Linked DNA regions of Homo sapiens: region 1 is linked to region 2. A link is an interaction called in ENCODE POLR2A ChIA-PET data of the cell type or tissue named here. Cell type or tissue: IMR-90. All regions are shown on one strand. Each heading gives the region's core, and the rest is flanking DNA. Links, peaks and the distances in the headings are about the cores only.

Region 1 (10,341 bases), core at 4,525-7,024, 62 kb before region 2:
CTATTATACTATTTTGCCCAAATTTAAGACTCTTCTTCTTTTCTCAGGTTTACATCTGCCTTTCTACTACTCCAGTTCTCTATTTTTATTTTATTTTATTTTATTTTTGAGACCGAGTCTGGCTCTGTCGCCCAGGCTGGAGTGCAGTGGCACGATCTCAGCTCACTGCAACCTCTGCCTCCTGGTTTCAAGCAATTCTCCTGCCTCAGCCTCCAGAGTAGCTAGGATTACAGGCACGCACCACCACACCCAGGTAAGTTTTGTATTTTTAGTAGAGATGAGGTTTCACCATGCTGGTCAGGCTGGTGTCAAACTCCTGACCTCAAGTGATCCGCCTGCCTCGGCCTCCCAAAGTGCTGGGATTACAGGCGTGAGCCACCATGCCCAGAGAGTTCTTTACTTTTTGATTGTTCTTTGTCTTAGTGGACAGAGGCAAAGATGAACTTGTACTTGGTTTTTATCACGATTTAAAGATTGACATAGCATTGTGACTAAATTCTTTATTTTCATAGAAATATGTCTTTTTTGACATTTACTATTTAAAAAAATATGATGTCATAATGGTGGTGGGCTCAAGCTTCCCGCCATAGAACTTGGATAATGCGTTAGCCTCACATACATTGTTCTAAATATAAAATATTCTCAACAGGATGTATGAATTGCTTTTCCAGTAATGGGAAAAAAATTGCTTGATGTGAACCTCATTTCTTGCTTTCTTCTCTTTCTGAACAAGGCCTCACATTTATAATGTAGCAGAATTACTATCAAAGAAAAGAATGGAACTAACTTGACTCGGTTATATGCAAACCAAAACCTTGGATTTATCAGCTTTCTGCTAAAAACACTTTTTAAGCATATCTTTAAGGTCATGTTCAAAAATAGAAACATGAAATTTGCTACAATATAGAGCAGACACCACAAACTGAACTGTTTAATAGGAGAAGGCTGTGTATATGTGGGTTTAGGGAAGAAGAGATTAAAAGTTAGAGTTATACAAGGAGAAATATAATTTCAACAAACCACATTTGTATTATGAATAAAGAAAGGAACTTCATTGGTTTTAAACTAAATTCTGTCAAATGTGTATCTCCCCCAGATATCTAGAGACAGAATCATAAGATTGAACTGTATGTGACCTTAGACAAAATAGATTTCTGCATTTTAAAAATGAGGAGAATTAAAGCTGAGAGAGGTTAAATGGCTTTCTCACAATAACACGGTCAAATAATGGCTGAGCTTAAGTTTGAAGTTAGACCTCCTAATAGTCAATCCAATGCTCTTTTCGCTATATCATACTATCTCCTTACATGTGTTTTCCTGTACTTATAACCAAGTTTTTACTCATTGTAAAGAATGGCTACATAGTAAGCTATTTACTGTTTTTGATACCTTAAATGCAAATAAATAGTGCAACTAGAATGGATCACTTAGCATTGATTAAAAAAAAAAAAACTTTTCTTACTAGTCATAATCCTTTGACCTCATTTGGAAATCTACCTGCCACTGTCACAAATCTTTTACCACGTTCTGAAAGCAAACGTGGCATTCTGCTCTCTAAAAGAAATTATAAAATATACTTCTAGAACACTTATATGGGACTAATGTGGCCATTGGTTTTCTTTGGACATTTATTACTTTCCTTATTTATACTTAAGATGAAAAACATACTAAGGATGGAACAGATAAAATTTTAATAGTACTCAACTACTATGGAGCAAACAGAGAAAGGCATATAATCACTTAGCTATATCGCCTTGCTTTAGTCGATGCCACTTATAACAATCTAGAATACAAATCTTTCAGGACTATCCATCACAACAAGAATTAAATTATGTGAGATCTCAAGAGGTCTGGGATTTGCAACTTATCTTTATTAAAGATCTAGCAATTCTTTAACAGGCCTCTCAATCACACCCCTAAATGGACTGACAATAGGAAAGTGATTTGGTTTATTATATTTTTCTTATTAAAAAGTTAAAACCAAATAGTTTTAAACCCAGTTTCCTCAGAGGCATACCTTCTGCATCCTGTTGGAAAGGAGAAAATTGGAAAGGAGAGAAAATGATTCTCTAATTCTACGGTTAAACTAATTTTAGGGTTTTGGGGTATAACATGGTGTCCTTCACACTGAGAAGGTAGACGCACCTCTTCCACCACTACAACCATTACTCTGCATGAATTAACTCATTCGATGTTACAGTAACCATGTTAGAGATGAGTAAATGGACAACCACAGAGATTAAGTGGCCTCAAGGTCACTCAGCTAATATGTTGGATTCCAAAACCTGTGTACTGTAATAATAATAATAATAACAACATCAAGAGCTAGAATTTGTAGAGTGTTTATCATTTGGCATGTTCGCTCCCGAGCACTTTCCATTTATTTTGACTTATTCATCCTAATAATAAACTGATATTGCAGAGAATTTTATTATCGCATTTTTTTTTTTTTGATGAAAGACTGAGGCTCAGAAAGGTTAAGTAATTTGCTCCAGGTCCCATGGCTAGTAAGTGTGACCTTGAGCAGCACACTTACATTGCCTGTATTTATTACGCAAACCTACGAAAAACTTCCACATGTAAGTTTGTGATAGGATGCTCTTTCTTTAAATGACTTTTGGACACATCTTACTATTGACTCTTGTTTAAATTAGGATTCTAAAGGGAAAGATGTTTTTGAGAATCCAAGCAGTAAGAGTACAAAGGAACTGCATGGTGGCAATTCACATCTTCCATCATGATTCAGCATTATTTTCTGTTTATCGTAAGAATACTGCTACACAGAGTTTGGATGTTCCCTCTAACTCGCGTGTTGAAATCTGATCCCCCGTGTTGGTGGTGAGGCCTAGTGGAAGGTGTCTGGGTTGTAGGAGTGAATCCCTCATGAATGGTTTGGTGCCATTCTCACGGTAGTGAGCGAGGTTTTGCTCTAGCAGTTTTCATGAGAACTGGCACCTCCCCTCCCTCTTTTTCTCCTCCTCTCTTGCCGTGTGATCTTTGTACACCAGCTCCCCTTTGCCTTCTGCCATGAGTGGAAGCAGCCTGACGCCCTCGCCAGAAGCAGATGCTTCTTGTACAGCCTGCAGAACTGAGCCAAATAAACACCTGTTCTTTATGAATTACCCAGCCCCAAGTATTCTTTTATAGCAACACTAAACAGACTAAGACATATACTAAGTCTTAGTTGCTTCCAAAATTAATATTAATAATTTGAAAATGTTTAGATGGGAATTATAAACTAATATAAAATATCCTATCCTCACAAATATTACCATGAACATTACATGAAAAAAGTACTTTCATTGTTCTTTACAAATTTTATCTGTATATTATTTTACTGTAACAAAGGACAACAATGTTTACAATGTGCTTACCTGCAGAAGCTTCCATCTGGTGTTCAGGTCTTCCAGAGTGCTGAGGTTATACGGTGAGAGCTGAATGCCCAAAGTGGTAAGCTGGCGAGCAAGGTCATTGACGTGGCTCACGTTCTCTTTCAGAGGCGCAATTTCTCCTCGAAGTGCCTGTGTGCAATAGTCAAAAGCAAATTGGAAGATGAGAATATTTAAAACAAGAAGAACTGATACCTGGGCTTATTCTCTTTAGGGTGCAGTGCCAGTAATGTTTGCTCTATGCTACGGTTTGAATGTTTGTGTCCCCCCTCAAATTCCTATGTTGAAATCCTAAAAAATAAAAAGGAAACGAAATCAAAACACCTAAGGCAATGGTATTAGGAGATGGGGCCTTTAGGGAGGTGATTTTTGGGATTAGCGCCCTTATAAAAGAGACCTCAGAGAGCTAGCTAGCTCCTTTCAGCATGTGAGGGTGCAGTGAGAAGGTGCTTTGTATGAGGAATGGGCCTTCCCCAGACACCAAATCTGCTGGTATTTTGATCTTGGACTTCTCAACCTCCAGAACAGTGAGAAATAAGTTTTTGTTGTTTCACAAGCTATCCAATTTATGGCATTTCTATTATAGCAGCTGGAACAGACTAAGACAGTCTCTTGTGGTAGTATTATAACAATGGATATTTGTTAATGGGGGAATAATGATAACTACTATTTGTTGAGCACTTCCTAGGTGCCTAATGCCATGATGAGCTCTATTCATACATAAACTGATTTTATTTCTACCCAACAATCCTATGAGGCCAGTAGTTGGAGAATTCTAATTTTATACATGAGAAAACAAACTTGCAGAGGTTTGTTTTCAAAACAAACAAACCTTGCCAAGCTCTCATGGGTAAAAATTGAGGAACCTGGGATACCTATATGCAGGTTTGCCTGCCTCTAGAATATATATTCTTAACTATTATGTTATATGCTTCCCCTAAGAAATTCTGGATTGGCAAAGTAACAAGAAAAATATATTGCTGCTGGATTCTAAATTCTACTCATGTCACAACCAGAAATGGATCCTTATTTTTTACAATAGAAAGATATATTCAGTCATAAAATATTGCATGCATACTTTGCACCAACCACATCATAACAGTTTCATTTAGGGAGTAGGGTATTTTGTCAAGTCCTCAGAATGACTTCCTGATCTCCTGGTATTTTAGCCCTTGTAGCAATGACTTCAGAAGGCTCCCGTGGGGCTTCTCAGCTGTCTTTGAAGCACTAGAGCAGGAGTCTCTGATGCAATACATCATAGCAATCCGTTGAGCAGAAGAACCCTATGCAGATATGGGGAGGATATTACCACGCCTCATATCTACCCTATCGAGATGGCATTTATGGATCTTTAACATGATGCATGATGTCCAAATGTTCCAATAAGCAATTTCTAAGGGACAAATTCCCTCACTTAGGAGAACAGTTTGTGTAATGTAATGTCTGTGTACAAGGACAGCACCACTTGACTATACGTGTTGTTTTGACTTGCTTGATCTGGGCAGGTGTTATTTCTCTGTCTGGTTCACTATGTTGATAAAACCATTGGTTACACTGACCTCATTTATAAGCCTTGCATTTCCTCCCACTCCAAATAAAAGGAGCCAGTATGAACATTCAAAATAAGAACGACATTATCCTCTCAAATCAACCTGAATACTTCATCAGTAAACCGTGGTGCTGTATAGAGCATAACACTGTTGTGTAGTTCTTAGATAATACAAAACATTGTGATAATCACTCTGTTGAACTTAAAGTTTTAAAAAGTGGTCATTAAAAACATTACGTTAAGCAATCAGGGGGTTTCTTTTGGACGATAACGAAAATGTTCTGGTATTAAACAATGGTGATGGTGGCACAATCTTGTGAATATACTAAACACCACTGAATTGTACACTTTGAAAGAGTGAATTTTAAAGTATGTGAATTATATATTAATAAAAACAAACAAAAGAGAGCCCCTTCTGACCATACACATGCAAAAAAAAAATCATATGTGATGTATTCATCTGTATTCAACTTCGTGTTAGTGGAATGTCACTGGAATCAGTGTGAAATTCAGAAAGTTTTATAGGGGTGGATAGTAAATATTGTTCCATTTCCTTATGAATAAATACATGGATTAAAAGTATCAGAATAAGGGCCCATGGAGAAAGGTGGTTTAAATCCATATATATGAATACTTATCTCTAAAAGGAAATGATCCATATTAATTTTGTTTTGCATAATAGAAAGGTTAGAAAACAGATTTCTTAAATGTCAATGGGGGAAACTTGGACAAGGACAACGGTTACAAAATGAAATCATTCTCTTCTGGATAATAACGTGCATTTCTAGTAGCCACAAATAAATATCATGTGAGGGGAAACTGTAAACAGGAACCTCTGCAGAGAGGGCAAGCCAGCAGGCAGCATCTTTCAGTGATACAGGTGAGTCCTTTGTGCTAATCATCTCTCTTTACAAGCAAGACTCTCAAGCCATTAAGTTGATTATCCTACCTCGTTAAGCCATAGCTAGATTTCAGTTCCCTTTAGGTGACACAATGTACATTTTCAAATGTCTCTTATTAGAATATTTTGATTTTCATTTTCTCTCCCAAATTCCTGAGCACACATATTAATCCTGCTTCAATGTTTTGGAGGATGAAGGGGATTCAAAAATAAGTTTTGGTACTCATAATTAATTGCAATGCTCTCCCTTTTCCTCTTTTTTTTTCTTTTTAAAATTTACTTTTCTTCTTTAAACTTTACCATAAGATCTTGGGATTTTTTTTTTTTTTTTTTTTTTTTTTGCTTCTTTCAAGCAATGATAGTGGAAGTTCTCTGAACTAATCTCCACTTAAGACTCACCAAATTAGCCAAAGTCTTCATTCTCTTTGTGAAACAGCAGTGATGGGAACCTCTCACAGCCTCAATAAAATGTTCGAGGTGCCTGTCAGTATGTGTGGACCTTCTGCTCCCATCAGTTGACTTGTTACAACCGTCAGTTGTGTGTATGTTCTCAAACCTATCTTTGCCAGTAACTGTTGTGATTATGTAATTTAATAAAGAAAGATTTCCTAAATCATAAAAATATTAGTTTAAAAAGAAAAGAAAAAAGTTATTATTTCTATAAAAACCAGGCCAAATACTCTGGAGAGTTGCTTCAAAAAGAAAAAGAAAATAAATATTGTTGAAGTAGTTGTGAACAAGACAACTGCTAAAGATGAAGAAAACAACCCAGACCAGGTGGGGTGGCTCAAGACTGTAATCCCAGCACTTTGGGAGGCTGAGGTGGGTGGATGGGTGGATCACTTGAGGTCAGCAGTTCGAGACCAGACTGGCCAACATGGTGAAACCCTGTCTCTACTAAAGATACAAAAATTATTCGGGCGTGGTGGCACATGCCTGTAGTACCAGCTACTCAGGGGGCTGAGGCATGAGAAGCGCTTGAACCTGGGAGGTGGAGGTTGCAGTGAGCCAAGATGGCACCACTGCACTCACTCCAGCCTGGGTGACCCAGCAAGACTCTGTCTCCAAAAAAAAAAAAAAAAAAAAAAGAAAAAATGCCAAATATTCAGTTTAATCTGAATTCCTAAATTTCTGTTAAAATATTTGACAATGGAAGCTTTGACTGGTGTGAGGTCAGTTGATAAACAGATAACTGGGGGCAAAGGTTCACTTTGGGGAAGTCTCTAGATGGGGTTGAGCAGACTAAAGGACTTCAGTCAGCTAGAAATCATCATGAGGGCACTCAACGCATGAAGGTGGAAGAAAGGAGATAACAGATGGTAGGAAAGATAAAAAGGAAAAGGAGGCAGGAGAATGCTCATGTCAGTCTTCACTTTGGCATTTGATTTAGGTTTTGGTAGCAGCTTTTACCACCCAAGGATGGCTCACCACTGTGGGCTCTCAGTGCCCAGCAGCATACATAACAAGAAGTATGGCCGCCTAAACACAGAGTCACAAGACCTTCACCCTGTAAAGGGTGAACACAGGTACTTTGCTATTTAAATAGATGTGACATTGGTTTGGCTATATTTCACAGATTAGAGCTTTTAATATGACACACATAAATTTGTGTTTAAATTATTAAACACTACACCTAAAATGTCAAAAAGCACAGTTAACGCTGAGCAATACGAGGTGCTATTTAAGTGATATCAGGATTGCATTAGGTTTTTTTTCTAGTTTGGAAGCAGTAAGTGAGAAAACATTGAAGAAAGCCATTATATTGTGGGTTTTCTTTGAATCACTTAAACATCTGGAATATGTTCTCCATGAAAGAGCAAACCAAGTCTAATTTTATTATGACTAGTTTCTCACAGGCAGAATTTTCAGTTCATTAAATGTTGTCTGATTATAGATACAAAAGTACTGATTTAGAATGATAGGTAAGTCTGATATAATAAGTTTTTCTTCATATAAAATTAAATTGCCTGTCATATCTTTGCTTATCTTTATGTAGCTAAGGATTTGTTCAAATACACATTTAAAATTATAGTCATCTACTACTTTTCTAAGAAAATAAAGGAATTGTCTATTAACAAGGGAATCTTATTTTTGAGGGAGGAATTTTGACTTGACAGTTAAGAGAACATTCCTACTGCAAAGCACAGAAGGTCAGTTGGAAAGACTAGAAAGAGTAAATTGAGGGAATTCTGCTTGGAGGGGTTTTATTTCCTCTGTGAAGTAGGAATCAACAGACCTGGCATAGTCTGCAGTGCCTGGCATAGCGTGCAGTGCCTGGTGTGCAATGAATAGTCACTGAATGAAAACATGAATTAAGGGTAAGTGGGAACATTTGAATTAATCGTAATAGAGACTGTGAGAGGGAGTTGACCTAAGAGATGTAATGAGGTTGGCAAACAGTGTTGAGGGCCCACTTGAGGATGAGGTTCAACATTTTTTAGCAGAACCAATCTGCCTGACTTTCTCATTTTCTCCAACAGTGTTGCATGTAAGCATGGGGAAAACAGTTGATCCAGGTTTGGGGTTTCGTCAGATGACTGTGGCTCACACATTTAGGGATAAGGGAGTTTCGATATTAGCCAGGATGTAATTGAAAAAATATACTGTGGAATCTAAACTGGATTAGGAGGAAAGCAAAGCAAAATGAAGCTTGTAGATGGAGAGAAAGTAGAGGGGTCAGTTGTAGAAGTCCAGGATAATCCATAAAAGGCCACAGCAGGAGTAGCTGCACAAACAAGCGACAGAGAGGGGAGACTCTGGGATGCTCAGATTAGCTCTACTGGATTTGCCACTTATGAGTTTATTTATAAATGGTGTGATATATATATATATATATATATATATATATATATAGATAGATAGATAGATAGAAATCTGGCTATATATATATAAATATATATAGTGCTACTCAGTGTTTGAAAAACTTCCCTTCTTAGGGATATTAAATATTCCTCCTAAAATCTTAACCTGCTAACTCATAGACGTCCTATCTCACTTACTAGGAATTCAAAATTACTAGGTTCCAAAAATGAAGTGTTATTCTTGGGCTACATACACGTGCAGAGAAATTTATGTTACAAATATTACTTAAGTAGGGACTAATGGCATTGCTGTCTACCATGAATCCTTGTCAAACAAATGTTTGTTAACCAAGACTCTTGGAAAACAGCCTAAAAAGAGGAGGTGCTAGGAAAGAAAAGTCCCAGCATTCTTCATGCTGAGCTAGTCATGAGAAGGCAAGGATGAGCAATTAGAAATCATGTCCTATAAATACTGGTGTTTAGTACTTATTCCGGGGCTCTTCCTCGTGGTTCAGGGAAGCCCTCACAGAATGCAATTACCCGGGAATTGGCAGCAGGTACAGCCCAGCTATGTTTTGCAGCTCCTGCATTTCTCAGCAGATATATCATCCTCATGGGGCCAAGAGAGTCAAGGACTGTATCTTGCTTTTTCCAGAGGATCAGAGGCCTACTGGAATCTCTCAAATACCTGGGCGGAATGAGCTACTCAAATGCTGTTGAAACAATTAAAAAGAAACACAAGTTGAGCTGTAAGCAAGCCCTTCATGAAATGTATCAGGCTCAGAGACTTCCATCATTATCTGTAATTTTTGACTTTTCATTCTGGTTGGTTCCCTGACTGCTCTGATGCCCAGAATGTAGGTACAGCTTTTCTTTCAGATACCTACTGCCTTCAGCCAGGTTTAAGAGAAGCAGAGTCTGAGTGCTCTTAAGAAAAAGGGAGTGAGAGAAGCAGGAAGACAGGGCAAGAAAGTTAAGTTGGGATGTGGTATGGGCTGGAGACCAGCATCAATCTGGCCCCATGGGAATTCCCAGATCACAAATTGTACAACAGCAGGTGCCATGATGAGGCAAAGGGGTTTTCCCTTTGTACCCCTGGTGGTTTTAAGAGAGAAGGTGTGGTGGGACATGCCAGTCAAGGTGGCTTCCTTTTGGCTGAGGGAGGTTCTCTGGAAAGGGGTGAAACCATGAGGCTTTAGCAGCTAATACTCAGAGTCACTGAGGAATGGGTGCACCAACCCAGTGAACGAATCTGACTGGGGCACCAACAGCATCCATTACTTAGATTAACTTCATCTGCTTTCCCAATAGCCTTTACCCTTGAACTTCAGTTGTCAAGCACTTATATTTTGTTTTTTTTTTTTTTTCAGGAGACTTTTCTTTTCTTTTCTTCCTTCCTTCCTTCTTTTCTTTCTTTCCTTTTTTTATACAGGAGACTTCTTTCTTTCTTTCTTTCTTCCTTTCTTTTTTTCAAGAGACTTCTTTCTCTTTTTTCTTTCCTTCCTTCCTTCCTTCCTTTCCTTCCTTTCTTTCCTTTTTTTTTTTTTTTTTCCAAGGTGGAGTTTCACTCTTGCTGCCCAGGCTGGAGTACAATGGCACGATCTCGGCTCACTGCAACTTCTACCTCCTGGGTTCAAGTGATTCTCCTGCCTCAGCCTCCTGAGTAGCTGGGATTACAGGTGCCCGCCACCACGCCTGGCT
Region 2 (9,250 bases), core at 1-2,500:
TTCATCCAGGTTGTGATAAACATCTGTGTGAGCTTCAATTTCACCTTGGAGGTCCTACAGGACAGCAGGAAGAAGAATATGTGCAGAATTACCAAACAAAAGAAACAAGCGATGAATGTGAATTTGGAGAATTGCAAAATATAAATAATTATTAGTTCAAAAGACATTTCAATCAGGCTAAACTAACAAGAAGATACATCTCAAATCCCTTTTCTTGGCGTATTGCCTTCTCCTGTTATTATGTAGATTTAAAATGGGCATCTTATTAGTTGTAATAGATTTATTCCTTGCCATTATGAGTTGGAAAGTAATGTATTTATAACTTTATAAAGTTCACAAGTTATATCTTCTAGTCTATGGACAAAATGTATTATTTTATGGAAGTGATAGGCAATAAAATTCTATGATAAAGTGTACCCCAGTGCCAATAATTTCATTACTATATGGATCAAGTCATATTTTCTATTTACGTAGTAATCTGTAGAGTTAACTCTGACCATAAAAGCGTGGAGAGACTAATAAACAAGATTGCACTTGGCCCACAGCACCAGCACATTCCTGGGAGTCTGTCATGGGAGAGAAAATCTTCTTGACAACACAAATTAAGTTCACCTTGGTATTATAGCATCATACATATAGTACAGCATCATACATTTATTAGTTTTGATTTCCCATTTAATACACATTTTTAGGCTTGACAGGTGGAAAGTACATAGGACCTTGGTAAGAGTTATGATAAGAGGTTATGCATTCAACTTCACTTGTATACACACAGATCAAGAAAATTATTATAGTAGAAGAATCTGACCTTTACATGGTATGTCTTCCTGTGTAACATTTTCAGCTTGAACCGGGCACTACAGCACTGATCCTGTTGCATAGCAATCCTGAGAAAACCCAGAAACTGAAAGAGCCCTGCTTTAAAATGCCAACTTTGCTTACATTCTGTTGACAGAATGAATTTTGGAGCACAGGCCTCACCAGTCAATAATAATAAACGGCCACTTTGTACTCCGCACTAAACAGTAGCCAGGCGTGTGGATGTGGGAGGAACCTCAAAGAGAGGAGGCCTGGAATATGCAACTGACAGTTTATATTAAACAGCCAACTTTTCTTATCATTCTGCCATTACAAGCCAGAGACATTATAAATTCATTTTATATATGTGTTTCCTTCCTTGTTCCCAGCAGAATAGTCAAAGCCAAGGGAACATTCCTCAGAGAGCTGCCGGGTACCAGCATTCCTTTCTGCCTACACAATGAATGGAGGCTTTGTATATTATCTGACTTGCTCTTAGAGATTTGTATGCTTCTGTTCAACAAGTTTAAAAATTCATTCTGAAGCTCCAAACAATTGGATTGATCTGTGTAACTAGAAAAGTTTTTTTTTTCTCTCTCTCTCTCAAATTGAATTAAATTACTCTGCTAAAGTAAGGGAGAAAAAGTGGCAGAAATAACATGTTAGAAATTCTGAAGAACTGGCTCAAGTTTTCAGCCACAGCCTCTTAAGATGCAGAATTCTGAATGTTGAACAAGTAAGGTAGACAGACAATGAATGTCTATTGTCACTATTTTTGGCAGCTAAAGCATCACTGATGGACTCTAAAGAGAGTTGTGTCCCATTCTCTTTGACTGGGAGACAGGCAGGGGAATATGGATAGAATCACATCAGAAGTTGAAAGAAGGGAAATACTGAAAGTATTTCTGAGTAGTATCTCTGAGTAGTACAAACCAGGTTTGTACTGGAAGGATATAGCCTGATTTTGAAAGTAGTTTATATGGTAGAAGGTTAGTATTGGGATTCTTGCAGAACGAAGTTTGGTCAAATATATAGCCATTTTATGTTTTTCTTTCTTTTTTCCTTTTGCCTACGTGGAATAACATGCCTGCCTAATTTGCACTTCTTCAGCAAAAGAGAAAAGTGAGTTAATTTATCTAAGTACTTCAGGAGAAAAAGCCAACCAGATCTAAGTTCCAGATAATTCCTTCACTTGTCTTTTACTTTACTTCTTCTGTTGTACTTGATTTGTACAGTACTTTCCTTTTGTGTATGCACTTAGGGGATTAAAGACAAACTTTTAGTTGTTCAAGTAAAAGTATTCTCACTAGTAGCATCAGTTTTCTATGTTTACTACATTAACATACATATAAAGGATAGTACATTTGAAATTTATATCCTACATTGATAGCAGAGACCCAGGCTCAATCACGAGCTCCTTAAGGTTATGTATACCATGAAGTCACCAACACTTTCTTTGTCTTCTCAAGCATAAATAGGATGTTGATTCATGAATTTGCTACTTTTCATCTTTGCCATATATATTATACTGCATATAAACATCTTTGTTGTATTATCAACAAATAAATGAATATAAAATTGATAAACAAGCATTTATTGAGGACTGATTTATTGTCTAGTTTTAGCACTTTGGGAAATGTAAGAGGAGTACAAATGATAGTTCTGTCTTTAATTTTCCTAAAACCTAGTGTGCATTTTTGTTTAATTCGTTTATATTACCAACTAAATATTGACGGCAATTCCTGCCAAGTCTTCATAGATACTGGGATAAAGACTCCTTCCTTTAGAAATGCAGAAATGGCTAAAGTTATCTTAGCATTGGCAAGAAGATAAGTCTTCTGTCAGTACTGCTTTTCTAGGTCATGATGGTGATACAGAGCTGTAAATGACACGTGTACAGTAAAGGGCTTTACAGGTTACAAAGCACGTACAAATGTACCACCTTAGTTATTCCTCCCCCTGGCTCTGTGAAGTACATCACATTTTCTGTTTTGCAGATGAGAGCACTGAGACTCGGATGTTTAACTGACTTGCCTAAAAGCCATATAGCTGATAAGTGTTAGAACTGGGAAATGGATCCAATTCTCTTGATTCTAGAAGATCTTGGGCTGCCTCCACCAACCCACTTGCCAGAAGCATTGGATATAATACACAGTAGTCACTGAACCTGAACGAAGATACTACTTGCAAGAGGAAATAAGTGACTGTTGAGGGAAAAGCACCCTGAAAGACAGCATTCTTGAGTTTGATAAAATGTTTACCCACGTGGATTGATTTGTTCTGAATGAAAAATTGAATTCTGACTGCTCTTTTTTTTTTTTTTTTTTTGAGACAGAGTCTCGCTCTGTCACCCAGGCTGGAGCACAGTGGCGCGATCTTGGCTCACTGCAAGCTCCGCCTCCCAGGTTCACGCCATTCTCCTGCCTCAGCCTCCCAAGTAGCTGGGACTATAGGCGCCCGCCACCACGCCTGGCTAATTTTTTTTGTATTTTTAGTAGAAACAGGGTTTCACCATGTTAGCCAGGATGGTCTCGATCTCCTGACCTCGTGATCCGCCCACCTTGGCCTCCCAAAGTGCTTGGATTACAGGCGTGAGCCACCACACCTGGCCCTGATTGCTCTTTTCACTTCTCATTTAGCATTGGGCATCCTGGACCACCTGTGAGCAAAAAATGTTCACACTGAAAAGGTCTCCTTTCTGCAAATTTCCCTGTTGCCAGAACAGAAATTCTGCCATCAGTAATTCATCTCTTTGTCTACAAGAGCCATGTGGACTACTATGAACCATACCAAGAAATGACTTGACACATCAGCATAAACATAGTTCATCCATGTTCCTTTGGGATGGCAGGCTGGTAGGAAATCTTTCAAGCTACAGGACTCAGATAGGTTGCCCTAAAAGGAAGGTAAGTATTGGGAAAGAACCCAAGGCTCTCTTTCAAAAGCTGGCATGCTGTAGTGGAGATTTTTCAGTATCAATAAGGCAGCATGAGTCATAGATTGGGAATGCAGGGCAGGCTGCAAGGAATATACATTATACATAATATAATATAATATAATATAACATAACATAATATAATACTACCATAATGATATTTGTCTAAACTCATCATTTTTTATTTATTTATTTATTTATTTATTATTATTATTATACTTTAAATTTTAGGGTACATGTGCACAACGTGCAGGTTAGTTACATATGTATACATGTGCCATGCTGGTGCGCTGCACCCACTAACTCATCATCTAGCATTAGGTATATCTCCCAATGCTATCCCTCCCCCCTCCCCCCACCCCACAACAGTCCCCAGAGTGTGATGTTCCCCTTCCTGTGTCCATGTGTTCTCATTGTTCAATTCCCACCTATGAGTGAGAATATGCGGTGTTTGGTGTTCTGTTCTTGTGATAGTTTACTGAGAATAATGATTTCCAATTTCATCCATGTCCCTACAAAGGATGTGAACTCATCCTTTTTTTATGGCTGCATAGTATTCCATGGTGTATATGTGCCACATTTTCTTAATCCAGTCTATCACTGTTGGACATTTGGGTTGGTTCCAAGTCTTTGCTATTGTGAATAGTGCCGCAATAAACATACGTGTGCATGTGTCTTTATAGCAGCATGATTTATAGTCCTTTGGGTATATACCCAGTAATGGGATGGCTGGGTCAAATGGTATTTCTAGTTCTAGATCCCTGAGGAATCGCCACACTGACTTCCACAATGGTTGAACTAGTTTACAGTCCCACCAACAGTGTAGAAGTGTTCCTATTTCTCCACATCCTCTCCAGCACCTGTTGTTTCCTGACTTTTAAATGATTGCCATTCTAACTGGTGTGAGATGGTATCTCATTGTGGTTTTGATTTGCATTTCTCTGATGGCCAGTGATGGTGAGCATTTTTTCATGTGTCTTTTGGCTGCATAAATGTCTTCTTTTGAGAAGTGTCTGTTCATGTCCTTCACCCACTTTTTGATGGGGTTGTTTGTTTTTTTCTTGTACATTTGTTTGAGTTCATTGTAGATTCTGGATATTAGCCCTTTGTCAGATGAGTAGGTTGCGAAAATTTTCTCCCATGTTGTAGGTTGCCTGTTCACTCTGATGGTAGTTTCTTTTGCTGTGCAGAAGCTCTTTAGTTTAATTAGATCCCATTTGTCAATTCTGGCTTTTGTTGCCATTGCTTTTGGTGTTTTAGACATGAAGTCCTTGCCCATGCCTATGTCCTGAATGGTAATGCCTAGGTTTTCTTCTAGGGTTTTTATGGTTTTAGGTCTAACGTTTAAGTCTTTAATCCATCTTGAATTGATTTTTGTATAAGGTGTAAGGAAGGGATCCAGTTTCAGCTTTCTACATATGGCTAGCCAGTTTTCCCAGCACCATTTATTAAATAGGGAATCCTTTCCCCATTGCTTGTTTTTCTCAGGTTTGTTAAAGATCAGATAGTTGTAGATATGCGGCATTATTTCTGAGGGCTCTGTTCTGTTCCACTGATCTATATCTCTGTTTTGGTACCAGTACCATGTTGTTTTGGTTACTGTAGCCTTGTAGTATAGTTTGAAGTCAGCTAGTGTGATGCCTCCAGCTTTGTTCTTTTGGCTCAGGATTGACTTGGCGATGTGGGCTCTTTTTTGGTTCCATATGAACTTTAAAGTAGTTTTTTCCAATTCTGTGAAGAAAGGCATTGGTAGCTTGATGGGGATGGCATTGAATCTGTAAATCACCTTGGGCAGTATGGCCATTTTCACAATATTGATTCTTCCTACCCATGAGCATGGAATGTTCTTCCATTTGTTTGTGTCCTCTTTTATTTCCTTGAGCAGTGGTTTGTAGTTCTCCTTGAAGAGGTCCTTCACATCCCTTGTAAGTTGCATTCCTAGGTATTTTATTCTCTTTGAAGCAATTGTGAATGGGAGTTCACTCATGATTTGGCTCTCTGTTTGTCTGTTGTTGGTGTATAAGAATGCTTGTGATTTTTGTACATTGATTTTGTATCCTGAGACTTTGCTGAAGTTGCTTATCAGCTTAAGGAGATTTTGGGCTGAGACGATGGGGTTTTCTAGATATACAATCATGTCGTCTGCAAACAGGGACAATTTGACTTCCTCTTTTCCTAATTGAATACCCTTTATTTCCTTCTCCTGCCTGATTGCCCTGGCCAGAACTTCCAACACTATGTTGAATAGGAGTGGTGAGAGAGGGCATCCCTGTCTTGTGCCAATAAACTCATCATTTAAAGACTACACCTCAGACTCAGGTAGCACAAAAGAGCAAAAGATTGATATGGAGAATCAAGTGGAGTTCTCAGTGGGTAGCCAATCTGGACAAAGGATAATTTTCATAGAAATTTTTGGATAGTTTTATTTCACTTCTGACTTAACTAGAAAAGATCATTCAAGCCTTCATTACTGCATTCACTGTATGCTCTCTAATTTTTTTCTTCTTTTTTGTGATTGTAGTCTTTAGGAAAAGCAATAACGAATGAACAAAGGGGAAAAGGTAGTTGTTACATAACAAAAACCATAGCAGCAGCAGCAGCAGCAAGAACAACAACATACATGAACCTTACTGTACATCAGGTGCTGTCCAAAGCACTGTATATACATGAGCTCATTTTCTCCTCTCAACAACCCTCTAGGGTAGGGGCTACTATTATCTTCATTTTCCATATAAGATAATGAAACTACTGTAAGGTTAACTAAAAATGCCCAGGTTCACACAGCTAATAAATGCAGCAAGATTTAGAACCTCGTCAGTCAGACTTCAGGGATTGTGCTCTTAGCCACTAGGCTATATTACCTTTCAAGTTTAGTTGTTGGTGGTAGTTTTTCCTATTAATAATGCTACTACCTAAATTTTAGCAAATCTAGCACTGCCATTAGAAAATAAAGGATAACTATGTCAGCACACAAAGAGCAATTTCATGGTCTTATTAATATAAAGACTATTAAACAGATTTGTAGCAGTGGATAGAGATGCATCCAATACAACAAGAGAAAACACAAAGTAATTGAGAAAATGGGTGCAAACGAAACAAATAATGTGTGTCCCCATAAAAGAAACATTTGGCCTAAAGTTCTGTACAATTATAGAGCAAATTTCAGCTGAGAGTACCAAAAAAGTTCAGTTATGAGACAAGCAATATGTTCACAGTATAGCAGTTTTAGGAGTAGGGGAGATCCTGTTTTCTGAAGGGCTTTTTCAAATTCCACACTTCCTTCTTATCTGAGTCTCATCTACTCTTGTTGTGAATCTCCTTTCTCAGCTTCCAGAGAAAACTCATGGCAAAGTGCAGTTAAATAGACATAGGTTTGACCCTTCTCTTCTCTTTCCCTTATTAGCCACATAATGATGAAAACTCTTTCATTACTTTGGTTTCACTAAACATGAAATAATAATACATACCTGCTGAATTTTTTGAATATTACATGGAATTTTTGTAAAATACTTTGAATAGCGTCTAGAACACAAGAGATCTTTAATAAATAATAGCAAATGCAGGGCTTACTATTACAAGATAATCCATGTGGAAATCAGATGTTAGAAATAGATTTCATGAAGTTACAGGACTTGGCTTGAGCCTTGAGGGATGTATACGATTGGGAAATTGGAACAAAAGAAAATATTCCAGGTAAAAAGAATAGCATGGGAATGGAGTAAAGGTGAAATGAATTTGGTTTATGAGCAGGGACAATGAATTGCACAACCTGATTGGAATGGACAATGAGAGTTGAGAGAAATAGGTAGAATGCAGACCAACTGCTTAAACCAAGTAGAATAAAGTCTTCCTTTAGGAAGCCACCGAGAATAAAAGTTTAGAAAGAAAAGTACAAAGACAAGATTATCGAATATTAAATTTGTACTATTTCATTCAAAAAGTAGAATGATCCATGGTGTTCATAAGTAATAATACAACTGGGGAAGAATAGGAAAAGTTATGGATGTTTTACTAGAAGAAAAATAAAGAAGGGAGATGTCAAGAATTAGTGCTGTACCCTTCTTTTTATTATTAACCATTTTATTAACCATTAAGCAGATGGTTGTGATACTATTCTAGAACATCATGAATAATCGTATCCACATATTTCCTTTCCTATGTAAATGGAATTATTGGTCTCTAAAATAGGACTCAGCAAATGAAAACTTCCCCATTTTAATATAGCTGAGAAGTAAGGAAACAAACACAATGGTGTAGAAAGAATAACAATAAGTGACCAAATCTCCTTAAGAATTTTATTATAGACAGATTATCTCTAAGCTTTTCTGAAAGCAGTTAGTATATGAATAATTATAAGGCCATTAGTTCCTCCTTACTGATAATTTTTATCTAATTTAAATTAGCTTGATGGGAAAAAAAGTGGTCTGATTTCTAAGAACTTAGAAGGTCAGGAACATACAATTCAAAATAGTAAAGAAATTATCCTAAGTGGCTAAATTGAGAGTAGGAAGAAGTGACACCTTACAGAGAATCAGAAAGGTGTAAAAGGAGCCATGGGCATGCATAATTGACCAGGGTCACACAGTGTGGAAACTAACAGCTCTCCATGCATCAGTAGCCCTTGAAGGCATCACCTCGTTTTATAGCGAAGCAAAATAGTTAATGCTCAGGATGATGATGCTGAATTAGCCAGGGAAAGCAGATTTACATTCAGTAAAATCTGTTTAAGAAGAAAGCAGTGTATGTAAATGCTTCAAATGACCAAATGACTGTTATTTGATACAGTTGTTTTGAAAAGGTGTTAATGATTTAAATAAAAATAAAACAAAAACAATTATATGAAAGTAGAACTCCCTTAGACTGGTTATCCAACATGACTCATTAAACATGAGCTCTAAATAGTAGAGCTTTTGGAGCACACTTGCATACACTCATACGTATACACACACAGAAACAGATATTCTATTATGAAGACATAAGAACAGAAATTGAAAGCAAATCTTTAGAAACGTGTACAGCAATCTAAAAATAAAAAGCATCGGCTTAAATTTTGTATGTCTGGTATTTGTAATTTTTAAAATAATTCATTTTTATTGCATGTTACAAAAGTATCAGTCTATTATGGATTGGGAATTAAAACAAGCGCAAAAAAAAAAAAAAAAAAACCCGAAGTGGATCTTTCCTAACAAGTTTTTCGAGAAGAATCCATAGGAAGAAATTGGACCCACAGTCTTGGCCTTATCAGGATTCTAATCTAACCACCGGAGGTTCCTAACCAGATCAGAAAATGCAGTTGGATACAGACTCACAAGAGGGTGTGACTGTTTTTTCCCTTCTTATTCTATATGTGGCCACGCAACACCTTTAAAAGCAGCAGAGTTGTCGTCCCAAGAGAAACAAGAGTTAATTTGAGGACTGCTGTTTGGCTTGGAGCCTGGTTGCTCTAGGTAGATAAGGAGTATGTTTTCAGGTCCACTGCATTGCGTTGCATCTTAAACGAGCAGCTATGGATTTAGG

The links. Peaks named below come from ENCODE experiments on the same cell type or tissue, not always from the same donor. Only the 100,000 strongest peaks of a DNase experiment are listed, where the experiment ranks them.
Region 1: POLR2A ChIA-PET joins it to region 2 with 5 read pairs; 2 of 35 experiments call an interaction of 5 or more read pairs at or near these places.

Annotation. Positions count from the first base shown.
Region 1 is chrX:31,441,107-31,451,447 of GRCh38, forward strand. It overlaps DMD (dystrophin), which reads right to left. Exons shown (of 79, transcript NM_004006.3): 60 at 3,375-3,521. Among named protein-coding and RNA genes, the nearest start is that of FTHL17, 370 kb to the left of the region's middle. In IMR-90, for the core only: no CTCF peak of the experiment used is centred there; no DNase peak of the experiment used is centred there.
Region 2 is chrX:31,507,400-31,516,649 of GRCh38, forward strand. It overlaps DMD (dystrophin), which reads right to left. Exons shown (of 79, transcript NM_004006.3): 56 at 1-54. Among named protein-coding and RNA genes, the nearest start is that of FTHL17, 440 kb to the left of the region's middle. In IMR-90, for the core only: no CTCF peak of the experiment used is centred there; a DNase peak (open chromatin) is centred at 1,232.